4 separate regions of the Homo sapiens genome follow, and all the other regions are linked to region 3. The links are chromatin contacts, found by Hi-C or POLR2A ChIA-PET in ENCODE. All regions are on one chromosome and are shown on one strand. Each heading gives the region's core, a stretch centred on a gene start or an enhancer-like site at or near the end of the contact. The rest is flanking DNA. Distances are from core to core; before and after follow the strand shown. Region 1 overlaps VWA8 (von Willebrand factor A domain containing 8). Region 2 holds the start of DGKH (diacylglycerol kinase eta). Region 3 has its middle 47 kb from the start of LINC02341. Region 4 holds the start of LINC00428 (long intergenic non-protein coding RNA 428).

Region 1 (2,832 bases), core at 194-2,693, 460 kb before region 3:
CCTTCCTTTATTCTTAGCACTCAGCAGTGGTTCTCAACTGGTGACCATACTGCTACCATTCTAGGCCTGCCAGGAGGCATTTGGAAAATGTCTGGGAGTACTTTGGGTTGTTGTAAAGCTTTGGGAAATGAGAAATAATTTGGTACACCACTGATATTTTGTGATGGTAAATGCAATGACCAAGATGGTCTCATCCTGCCCAGTATGTCAATGGCACCATAGTTGAGAAATATTGTGTAGTCATTATTTTTTCTCAAGGCCTCTGTTGCCTGCACACCACTAATGAGTTTGTCACAATTAAGCCCAGAGAAAGAGTTTCTCTCTATTTCCTTTACCTTCTGAAAGATAAAACTTTTAGCGAGGAAATCAGTAGAGAATAAGTTCTACCTTTAGAGTAAGTCTGTAGGAGTTGTCAGGATATCTAAGGCTCTCATCATCACATTCCAATTTTACATAAGTTTCTTAATACATATAAGCTACTTCTGAATCCCATGGCTGGCCTTGTAGTCTATGGCATACCTTCACAAAGAAAATACATTTTCCCTGCTTTTATTCTCCCTCAATAACAATACTAATAATGGCTATAATTTATTGCATTCCTATCAGGTACCAGGTAAACATACAAACGATTTTTCACATAGGATCTCATAACAATTCTAGAAAGCAGCAGACCTATTGTATAAAGACACAGATTCAAGACAGATTGGCTGGGTTCAAATTCCAACTCTACTATTTACTAGCTATGTAACCTTAATCAAGTTATTTAACCTCTCTGCTCAGTTTCCTCATCTGTATAATAGATACAATTGTACTTACTTATAAAGTTGTTATGAGGATTATATTAAGCACTTAGAACAGTGTCTAATAACAGTAAATGCTGTGTTTGTTAAATACTCATTACTCCCATTTTACAATAAGAAAATCAAAATTGGAAATGTAGTATCATTTGTCTATAGCTGCTAAGTCCATAAACCAAGATTTATACCTAAGTTGTTTAAGTCCAAAACTTGTATTTCAGTCATTATGTTCTACAGTCCCTCCAAAAGCTTTTCAACAGGTGTCCAGCTTCAGGTGCAAGACTTTCCCTACAAGTGTGGACCTCTCAGGGCTACATCAAATTTAGCAGACTTGCTGTTCCAGCCATTAGTTCTACTTCTTTTTGGTGGTATCAATGGTATGTTTTATTCCTTTTATTAAAATTTCAAAGTTATTTTGTAATGAATATTATGTTATCAGAGGATCTACTTCTCAAAGAAAATCCAACTTTCACTTATTCATGTTTTAGTATAGCGTATTTTACCAAAAAGCATGTCTATATTTAATTTGTCAGGAAATTGCACTAAACTACTGAAAGAAAGCATCATGCAGTGCTATGTGGTATCTGTGGTATATTTTACATTAATGCTTGAAACTAGCTGTATTTTTAGAATGGCCTCAAGAAAACATGAGTCATACTTAAAAGCACGCCAGAAATAGAAACAAGATTCAAGACTGTACATTACGAACATCTGCAAAACAAAGTGCCAAACTGCCATGCATAACCTAATATAAACATAGCACAGTACACGAGAGAAATCCCCAACTTCAATGTTTTCAGGCACAAAATGCTACCTTCCAGGAGTCCACATAATAATAAACCGATGTCAAAATAATCCCAAAGAGCTTGATCCTATATTCTAAGATTCCTTTTCTATGTAAAGATAAAAACATGTAGTTCATACTGGCCTAAATCCCTGATTCAATTCCTAACCAATATTTGTTTTCAAAAAATATGTACTATTTTTTGCCCAGCCATATTCAAAGGCTTTAAAGTAATTTTATCATAGTTATCTAAATTATAATTTTCTCCCTTCATGAACTCAAATTTTCATACATATAAAAGTTAAAATTAAAATTCTAGAAAATTAAGCATAGGTCAGATTCTATTATAATAAATCCTTCAAAACTGTTGATGTTTTCTTAGTATCCCAAAAAGCAGCATAATATAATGGAGGAAAAAAAAAAGTCTTTGAAGCCAGACAGACCTACTGTGATTTTTCATCCTGTCTTTTATCCATGTCCTTAGACAAGCATTTTGACTCTTTCAGGTCTGTTTCCTTATTTTCTTTTTTAAATTTTTTAAATTATACTTTAAGTTCTGAGATACATGTGCAGAACACGCAGATTTGTAGTTTCCTTATTTTCAAAATAAAGATAATAATACTTATTGAGTATGGTTTGTGAGGATTATAGGTAAAGCACCATGCCCAGTCCCTCAGCCAATGAGAACCAGGTACGGGAGAATTATTCAAGTCTCATCCTCACCTGCAAACTCCTATCTCTGCTGTGTACCCTGGACACCAGGCTGTATAGTGTGGATTTGGTGGATATGAATAGGCTCCTGAGTTTACACTCAAATTACCTGCTGGGCCTAGAGGCAAATCTGAAGAATAAGGGAGAAAGGAACCCAGTACTTACTACATCCTCACTGGTAAAGCCTATGTTAGAGTACTTTCACTTGACATTTCATTACCATTTCATCACCCCACAAAATAGCTCAGAAAGAATCTACATCTAGGCCCATAACATGCCCCTGAATTTGATTTTTCTACCACATCACAACACAAGATTTCAAAGGAAGCATGACTAACCTCCTCACTGCAACTACGTGCTCATCTGCTAAACTTTCCCCTATTTACCATGTAACATTCTGTAGTTAGATATAATGGACATGAAGGGTGAAAATATTTAGCACCAAAGTCCTCATTATTTACAACACGAACTAACTGAACTAAAAAATTAATTTATTCACACAGCTATATTTATTAAGGACCTACTATATGCTCAGCACCA
Region 2 (2,907 bases), core at 17-2,516, 330 kb before region 3:
GAAAAAATACGAAAGGAATGGTACTGAAAGGCATGAACATAACAGAGATTGAATGCTTTCTCCAGGTGGAGAGACTCCACAGTCTGGCAGGGACTTTTTGTCCTATTTAAAAATATAGCTAACACCAGTTTGGTGTTCTCTTTGGATGACAAGAGGGATCTGTCGTTTTAATGTCTTCTCTCGCAGCCCCCTCACCGCAGCCCCCTCACACCTGTGAGGCTTCTTTGACGTTGAGCGTGCACAACCCGCTGCCAGTCCGCGGTTCCCAAGTGCCCGCGCAGCCAGCTTGCAGGGGAGTTGTGCGCGGTGGCTACAGCCTGTTGATCCCACTTCCTCCTGCTCTAGTCCGGGCTAGGGAGTGGCTCTGCCAGGACTTCCAAGGCTTTTTGTCTCGGGTACTGGTGTTCGCATGGCTCGAGTGTATTGTTTTCTTCCAGGCAATCTCGGTTAGCGCTTCAGCTTAGACACTTCTTGTGCGTTCTGTCGTCTTGGGCTGCGTGTAGTCTCTTGTTTCTGCGCTTTCTCCACGCCCTTCCCAGTTTCCTGTTAGCCGAAGGGGATCGCTCTTTCTGAACGAAAAGTTCTCAGAGCGGAGCTGAACCTCCCGGAAAATGCTCTTCTCTTCCGTGTGCGCCGGATGGGGGTGGGGGTGGGCCAGAAACTGAACGCCGCCGTCAGGAGAGCTGAGGGGACCCGACGGCCCTGGCGGAGGCGGGAGAGGTACGGTCCTCGGAGTGGGGCTGGGGGTGGGGAAACCGACGAGGGGCAGCCCCCGACTGTCTTGGTGGCAGAGGGGACTTTTATTCAGCTGGAACCGCGCGGCGAGGCCCAAGTGTCTCTGGAGAGATTCGGGGTTCAGGAGGTGGCGGGTGCACCCAAGGGTGCTGGGAGGAAGCTCCAGGTTCCCATTCTTCCCCAGGGATCGGCGTTGCCCCTGCTGTCCAGAAGTGAGAGGGGGTGTGCGGGCATCGCCACTACGGGGTGGGCTGCAGAGGTTTCCTGCCTCCCCCACCCTCCTGTCCATCCTAGGGACCCAGACCGTAAGGGAGTGGAAGAGATGTTGCTCCAAACCCTGTCACCCCATCCTCTCTACCCGCGCTGGTCCTATCCGAGGCTGGGTGCGCAGGGGTCCGAGGCGGGCGGGGGTCCGTTACCTCTGCGTCCCACCGTGGCCGCCGCTCCGGCGGGAACCGAGCGGAGGAGCCGGGTGGACCCCTGCCTGGAGGGCGCCTGCCCCGGGCGACCCTTACCTCGCGGGGGTAGCTAGGGAAACGGAAGATGGCGGCGGCGGCCGGGCACGGGGTTCCGGGCTCCGCTCGGGCAGAGCCCACCCGCTGACCAACGCCGCCGCCCCCGCCGGGCGGTGCTGTGTCCCCGCAGGAGTCGGAGAGGATGGCAGGGGCCGGAGGCCAGCACCACCCTCCGGGCGCCGCTGGAGGAGCGGCCGCCGGAGCCGGCGCCGCGGTCACCTCCGCCGCTGCCTCGGCGGGGCCGGGAGAGGATTCGTCTGACAGCGAAGCGGAGCAAGAGGGACCCCAGAAACTGATCCGCAAAGTGTCTACCTCGGGGCAGATCCGGACCAAGGTAGGGCGGAGGAGGCGGGCCTGAGGGCCGCGTGGAAAGCGGGAGGTGGAGAGGGCGCGGGGGCGCTGGAACGCGCCGGGCGATCCCGGGAAGGCGGGGAAGGCGGGGAAGGCGGGGAAGGCGGGGAAGGCGGGGAAGGCGGGGAAGGCGGGGAAGGCGGGGAAGGCGGGGATGGTGAGACGGTGAGGCGGGGCGGGGCCTGGGGCGCGGGCGGGGCGGGGAGGGGTGGGGCGGGGCCCGGGGGCGCTGGACCGCGGTGCTGCGGGACGGATTCCCGGCGGCTGCGCGGGAGGCTGCGAGCCTGGGCTCCCAGGGAGTTCGACTGGCAGAGGCGGGTGCAGGGAACCCGCGGCTCGGCGGGAGCGTGGGAAAAAGCTGACGCGCAGTCGCGAGTTCCTACTTAGGGAACTTAAAAGGAGAGTTTCAATTTTTCTTCCCTGCCGTTCGGGGGAGCGTGCGCATGTGCTGGCCAACCAGCCTGCGCTGCAGTGAGCCCTGCTGCTTTCCCACTTAGGCCCACTCAGAGGGTGGGTGGAAGGTGACACCGGTCAGCCTTTCCTGCCCCTCTGCCTCCTGCTGCGGTCTGGAAGGCAGAAGCCCCGAGGCAGGCAAGTGGGACATGGTGTTCGCGGCTTAACCGCACCCTGCATGGCTCCAAGGGCTGGCCAGGCTTTCGTGTCGCAGGTTCCCGCCAAGTGCAGGCAGGGTTCAGAACCATGCGTCCATGGTTCTTTTTAATAATGAGAAGTTACCTCTGTGCTGTGTGGACATTAGGATGGTGTGTTACTCTTGTTAATGAAGCTTGTGCTGTCGACCTGTGAGGTCTCAAAGTTAATTTTTAATTTGATCATGAACATACCAAAGCAAATGCTTATGGATATTAAAGGATTTTTATGTATTCTAATTTTCATTGTAATTTAAAAATCTTCACAGAGAGAGTCTGTTATCAGTAGGGAAATTTAACGAGGATATTGAAAACGGAACCACAAAATCATTGGCTTGGGGTACCGTTTTTAAAAATAAATTTGCAAAAAATTCATTCTACAGTTATTTTTATGAAAAATTTTCCCTAAGGTCAATGAACTCCTATTTGGAAACATAATTTTTATTCAGTGCCTGTGGAGGCCGGTAACGGTGGCTCATGCCTGTAATCCCAGCACTTTGGGAGGCCAAGGCAGGCAGATCACTTGAGGCCAGGAGTTCCAGACCAGCCTGGCCAACATGGTGAAACCCCATGTCTATTAAAAATAAAAAAATTAGCTGGGCTTTGAGGCGTGCACCTGAGATCCCAGCTCCTCGGGAGGCTGAGGCAGGAGAATCGTT
Region 3 (2,939 bases), core at 208-2,707:
TAACTTAAGCTAGATATGTGATTAAATTCTGGCCAATGGGATGTGAGTTGCAACTTCTTGCTAATACCCTTTAAAAAGAAACTGATTGCTCTGTACTCTCTTTTACCCTTCCTTTGGGGCAGAATAAAGAGGAGGTGCTGCAGATAAGAGCAACATTCTAGGGAATGTTGCTAGGGCAACAAGTGGAAACACTTGGAAAAGTGTATTTGGCTCTATAGAAATTAGATTTAATTTTTTTTAAAAACAGAAGATGATCCTGGGTCCCTGGAGGACCTCATGGAGCAGAGTCAGCTTCTTGGCCTTGCCTTACCCACAACCTATGTGCTCCTCTGTTAAAAGGAAATATTTTTCCATTCTGCTTGAGGCACTGTGTTTTGTGTAACTTTGCTACAGCAACTTGGGCTATGCCCTAATACTAGATGTGTTCTAAATTTTCCACACTTGCTGTTTTCCCATTGGATGAAGGGCTTGTGAGACACAGCATATGTTAAAAAAAAAAAAAAGACTTCTCTATTACTCTTTTTCAAGGTGGCAGACAAAGTTCAAATTCACATTATAGGCTCTTTTAGTATATTACATGTCCTCAGCACTGGTACTTGGTTCCCTCCCTCCCTCCCTTCCTTCCCTCCTTCCTTTTTTCCTTCCTTCCCCTCCTTCCTTCCTCCCCCCACCCCCTTTGTCTTTCTTTCTTGAGACAGGGTCTAGCTCTGTTGCCCAGGCTGGAATACAGTACGTCCCATCCTTGCTCACTGCAGCCTCGAACATCTGTGCTCAATGAATCCTCCTGCCTTAGTCTCCTGAGTAGCTAGGACTGTAGGAGCATGCCACCATGCCAAGCTAATTTTCTATTTTTGTAGAAATTGGGTCTTACTATGTTGCCCAAGCCGGTTTTGAACTCCCTGCTCTTGACCTCCCAAAGAGTTGGGATTACACACGTGAGTCACTGTGCCTAGCCAGTACTCAATTTCATTTTGAAAGTTGTATTTCTGTTTTATTTTTGTTAAATGGAATTAAAATGTCTGTGCAGTGTCTATCATAACCTAGTACAAAAGCAATAAAACTATTGTAAGCACTAAGCAATGTGGTCATTATTGACTTCTTTTTCTAGCAAAGGAAAGAGATAGGAAAATGGCTTTTGCATGGGGAATTTAATGTGTCACAGAAAATGATATAGAAGATAATGTAAATTGTGATGATGTGAACGCGGAGTAGTTTGTGTCGAGCATGATGGCCAATGGCAGCTAACTATGCCCTTCTGGAAACAGATGCACCCCTTTGCGTATATCAAATCTCCAAGCTGCACTGCACCAAAAGAACCCTGGGCACCATGTTACTTAGCTGGAAGGAAATGGGGAAGCTGTGGGAACCCCTATAAAACTCCCTCTGACATATTTAGCCTGTGGCTTGTGGGTATTCACTCAAACTCCAGGAGTGTGGGTTACCTTTAGTCAAATCTGAAGGAGTTTTGCATCTGTCACCCAATGCAGAGCTGAAGGAGAGGGAGCAGGTGTGAAATACAACCCAGACTTCCTTTTTAGTCCCAGTGGGGGTACATTTTTGTCTCACTGTTACCCTTGGTAACTCTGGGATGGTAAATAGTGAGATGAGTAATTCAGAAAGTGGAAACGGAAAGTGTTACTATATCTGCTACGAAGCTTTGCATCAGAAAAGTACTTCCTTTGCTTCTAAAGAGACTTGAAGAGTTTTGGGCTTCTTCTTCTTCTCTCTAGGTAGCTTTTTATTATCTCATGTTATAGTTACTTACATAAACGTATTGCTGGGAATTCTAGTAGCACAGGGATTATAGGAGTTTCCTGTGATTTAACTAAATCACTGGTGTCTTCAATACCATGTCCATGCTTCCCCCACAAACATCAGAGAAAATGACTTCTTGGCATGGGAAGTTTATGAGTCCAGAAATAATCTATATTTAGTATTTTTGGCATGGAGCCCTCCATAATCTGGCTCCAGGCTGCCTTATTCCTAGGCTCTGCCTCTTCCCTCCGTGTGATATCATATCAGATGGCAGAGGCAATGGAACCATCAGACTAGATTGTGGTTTTGGGCCACAAAGCATGACCCATCAGTCTTTCAGATTCTTAGTAGATGGGATGACCCCATGAGCTTTACCACCATAATTTTATTTTTACACCCATGAAAGTCATGGGCACTAGTTGGTGAGATCCAGAGGCCAATCCTGAGGTCCTGAGATGGTTCTCCAGGAGGGAGGTGCGTAGGAAGTGAGAGGTCACACTGTCTTCTCACACTAACCTCAGCCTCAGGGTGTGAGGCCAGCTTCAGAGGGGAGACCACAGTTCTGGGGCCCAGCCGTTTCAGCCACTGCCTTCTTGCCTTCTTTACTAAGGTCGTTAACAAGCATACTCATTAGTGGCAATTTCCCTGGTGGTTTTTGTGATGTGGGATTTGTTTGCTATGAAATGGCTGAATCCGCAAATCATTTAAAATAGTCAATCCTACTGGAGATAGAAATAACTCCTTGCCTGTGTTGATCCTAGCTAGTGACCAGTGTCCAGGAGGTGAAATCTTGGGAAGAGAGGCCTGGGCTTCTGACTCAGCAGAAACCACCGTCTTGACATTTTTAGTCTTTTCTTTGGTCTTGTCCTACTATAGAGACTTCTTTCTACAGGCCAGATTTGACAAAATAGCCCTACCAAATCATAATCAGAGGTGCACCAGCCACCCTCCCCCAATAAATTTGGCCTTATTTCTTGTTACCCTGATGATGCTCAGGATTCATAATACATATCTCTAAGGAATCTCCAGATTTGTATAATACTTGAAACAGAATATCCAAGAAGAGGAGAAAAAGAAATGGCTACAATAGATCAGTCCTCCACCAGGAGTGGCTTGAATCTCAGGGGAGGTTTGACAATGTCTGGAGACATTTTTGGTTTTCACAACAATGGGAAGGGGGTTTG
Region 4 (3,008 bases), core at 292-2,791, 490 kb after region 3:
GAACTGGGCTGGATTTTTATATTTGATGAAAAAGAGCCTAAACGCTTCTGATTTGGGATAAAGAAAAAGGAGCATTAACCTTGACTATGCCTTTAGCTCCAGCCACCTTTTTAAGAGTAAATTGCTGGGCAGGAGGGGGAGGGCTAGTCACGGAACGAAACTGTAAGCCCGACCAGGTGTGAGGAGGGGAGGCGATAAAAAGATTATAGGGTGGAGGAGCAGAGGCTGAGGAAGAATTGGGACCTAGCTCGGCCTGGCGAGGAACAACCTGGGGAGGAAGGGAGAGGTCAGATGGGTCTGCAGAAAAGGAAGATTAGAAAGACTCAGCGACACTTGGGGTTGGTACTGAGGGGACAGGCGGGAGGGAAAGAAGGAAGATTTGGGACGAGTTGCACTGGTCACAGAGACTAGGAAGGGACTGATGTGTAAAAGAATGCCTGGACGTCAGGCACCTCAGACTGTTTGCCTATTTTACGACAAGAATTATTGAATTTTGCAGGATGGAAAAATTCAAAGTGCCATTTTCTGGCTATTTGGAACTACTGTCGAGTTTGTATTGGGGTCAAGCAGCATTGCAGAAGAAAATAAGGCATTTAGGTTTTAGGTCAGATGTGAGTTGAAGAGGTTTTAAGTTTTTGAGAACACAGGCTAAGGGAGAAGAAGGAGGAATGGAAGGTGGAAGCTTACCCATAGTGAAGGAGGCAAGCCCAGAGAAAAGAGTAGAGACAGGGAGAAGGGGCGGAGGGTTCTTGCCCTCCAGGAAAGCAGAGAAGGGGTTGGGGCAGGGAAATAAGGGATTGGGGCACAGAGATAAGAGGTCAGGGTGCAGAAATAAGTGATTGGGGCACAGAGATAAGAGGTTGGGGTGCGGCGGAAATAAGCGATTGGGGGGTTCTTGCCCCCTAGGAAAGCGGGACTTGCCGCTAAGGGTGAAGGAGAAGGGGTTGAGGGGTACTTGCCCCTGCCCCAGGAAAGCAGCACTTGCTGCTAAGGGTGAAGGGGAAGGGGTTGAGGGGTACTTGCCCCTGCCCCAGGAAAGCGGGACTTGCCGCTAAGGGTGAAGGACCAAGGCAGGCGTCCCTGCATGGTCTGACACCCTTGAAACGTGAGTGTATACTCAGAGAGGCGTCCCTGCAATGATCAAACACCAAGGGAAGGCTGCCTTCCCAGTCCGTGACCGGCGCCGGAGTTTTGGGTTCACGGATAAAACATGTCTCTTTTGTCTCTACCAGAAAATGAAAGGAATTGAAATTAAGAGAAGGGAGAGATTGAAGTGTGGCGCCACGATTGAAAGGAGAAAGAGGTTGAGGGATAGTGAGGGAGGTTGGAGAAGAGAGTAAAAAGAGGCCGCTTACCGGATTTGAAATTGGTGAGATGTTTCTTGGGCTGGTCGGTCTGAGGACCTGAGGTCGTAGGTGGATCTTTCTCATGGAGCAAAGAACAGGAGGACAGGGGATTGATCTCCCAAGGGAGGTCCCCCAATCCGAGTCACAGCACCAAATTTCATGCGCGTCCGTGTGAAGAGACCACCAAACAGGCTTTGTGTGAGAGCAGTAAAGCTGTTTATTTCACCTGGGTGCAGGTGGGCTGAGTCCGAAAAGAGAGTCAGCGAAGGGAAATAAGCGTGGGGCCGTTTTATAGGATTTGGGTAGGTAAAGGAAAATTACAGTCAAAGGGGGTTTGTTCTCTGGCGGGTAGGAGTGGGGGTCGCAAGGTGCTCAGTGGGGGTGCTTTTTGAGCCAGGATGAGCCAGGAAAAGGACTTTCACAAGGTAATGTCATCAGTTAAGGCAAGGACCAGCCATTTACACTTCTTTTGTGGTGGAATGTCATCAGTTACGGTGGGGCAAGGCATATTCACTTCTTTTGTGATTCTTCAGTTACTTCAGGCCATCTGGGCGTATACGTGCAAGTCACGGGGGATGCGATGGCTTGGCTTGGGCTCAGAGGCCTGACAGTAACACGTTTTAACTTTGCAAAAAATGTTTTGGCATTAATGGGCTCAAAAAGTGAAAGGAAATGTGTAATGGAAAATCAAATACTTTGTTCATGAGAATGTTAATGACAAACCTATAAATCCCAAAATGTTTATCAACACTTACCATGGGGGCTATATGACATCACTCACCACATGAAAAATAGAAAACACGAATCTGCTAAACTATTAGTATCTACTCTCATTCGAGAGTACATTTGAGATACATACTGTGCATGAACATGAGGACTTGACACGTGCAGACAAGGAAAGTATCCTGTGAAGCATGGCTTTTCATTTGGATCAAATGACTGCCTCTCTAAATCTGCACTCTGTGTCTGTTGTACACATACAAAAAGTGAAGCTGATGGGGTTCAGGGCATGCTGCTCCAAAATATGGTTCCTTGGCGTATTGAATATTTTAAACGGAAGAAATTTGAGGAAAACAGCAGAAGCGGGAAAGTGTCTCTGACTTTCCCCCAGCCTCCTTCCCTGATGCAGTTCATAAAACCTAGGAAAGATTTTCTGACCTTCCCCTGAAAGAGGTCATAGACTCTCATGTAAGATGTGCCCTCTCTATGCCAGGAAGAAAGGAACATCCTTATCCCTGAAAACAAAAGGTCACAGAAGGGAAACTGAACAAACTGGCCTTGCTGAGTTTCCCCAGTTTATAATCATCATGTCATACTTTTCACCCTATTATATTTCTCTATGACTCTCCTCTCTTCATCAAACCCAGCATAAAAATACACAGGTTTAAAAAATACACAGGTTTAACTGTTTCTTCAGGTATTTATTTCCTTATGAAAGCTCCCATTTCATGTAAAATGCATGTTAAATAAACATGTAAGCTTTTCTCTGGTTCATCTGTCTTTTGTTATAGGGGCCTCAGCCATGAACCTAAGATGGAGAGAGGAAAAGCTGGTCTCCTCCCCTACAAAGCGATAGATGGTAAGGTGCTGGATCCAATGGCAGAAAAAAAAGTTTCAAACAATTAAATGATGCCACTTTTATAGAAATGGAGTCAGATGCTT

What was found. Hi-C counts contacts between places; a loop is a spot of excess contacts on that map. ChIA-PET counts read pairs that join two places held with the same protein, here RNA polymerase II (POLR2A). Pooled maps may share reads with other maps.
Region 1: a loop to region 3 is called in a map with no recorded cell type, with 18 times the contacts of the local background. The contact joins two enhancer-like sites. A Hi-C loop is called at or near these places in 11 of 37 single-sample maps with no recorded cell type and 10 of 50 pooled maps. POLR2A ChIA-PET finds 5 or more read pairs at or near these places in 1 of 52 experiments (activated T-cell).
Region 2: a map with no recorded cell type shows a loop between it and region 3 (4-fold over the local background). The contact joins the promoter of DGKH here to the enhancer-like site in region 3. A Hi-C loop is called at or near these places in 2 of 37 single-sample maps with no recorded cell type and 4 of 50 pooled maps.
Region 4: a map with no recorded cell type shows a loop between it and region 3 (4-fold over the local background). The contact joins the promoter of LINC00428 here to the enhancer-like site in region 3. A Hi-C loop is called at or near these places in 3 of 37 single-sample maps with no recorded cell type and 4 of 50 pooled maps. POLR2A ChIA-PET finds 5 or more read pairs at or near these places in 1 of 52 experiments (WTC11).

The regions. Positions count from the first base shown.
Region 1 is chr13:41,915,313-41,918,144 of GRCh38, forward strand. The region is part of intron 2 of VWA8 (von Willebrand factor A domain containing 8); the gene reads right to left. Among named protein-coding and RNA genes, the nearest start is that of VWA8, 44 kb to the right of the region's middle. RefSeq lists enhancers at 1,384-1,463, 2,573-2,692. Within about 2 kb of position 1,444, at least 6 of the 41 ENCODE cell types and tissues checked have a DNase peak (open chromatin) inside an H3K27ac peak, as active enhancers do.
Region 2 is chr13:42,047,382-42,050,288 of GRCh38, forward strand. DGKH (diacylglycerol kinase eta) reads left to right here and starts at 1,267. Exons shown (of 30, transcript NM_178009.5): 1 at 1,267-1,584. The coding sequence starts at 1,393. RefSeq lists an enhancer at 414-503 and a silencer at 1,044-1,573.
Region 3 is chr13:42,376,359-42,379,297 of GRCh38, forward strand. No RefSeq gene overlaps it. Among named protein-coding and RNA genes, the nearest start is that of LINC02341, 47 kb to the right of the region's middle. RefSeq lists an enhancer at 1,651-1,730. Within about 2 kb of position 1,458, at least 5 of the 41 ENCODE cell types and tissues checked have a DNase peak (open chromatin) inside an H3K27ac peak, as active enhancers do.
Region 4 is chr13:42,871,203-42,874,210 of GRCh38, forward strand. It overlaps LINC00428 (long intergenic non-protein coding RNA 428), which reads right to left and starts at 1,542. Exons shown (of 5, transcript NR_126389.1): 1 at 1,356-1,542. RefSeq lists an enhancer at 1,449-2,237.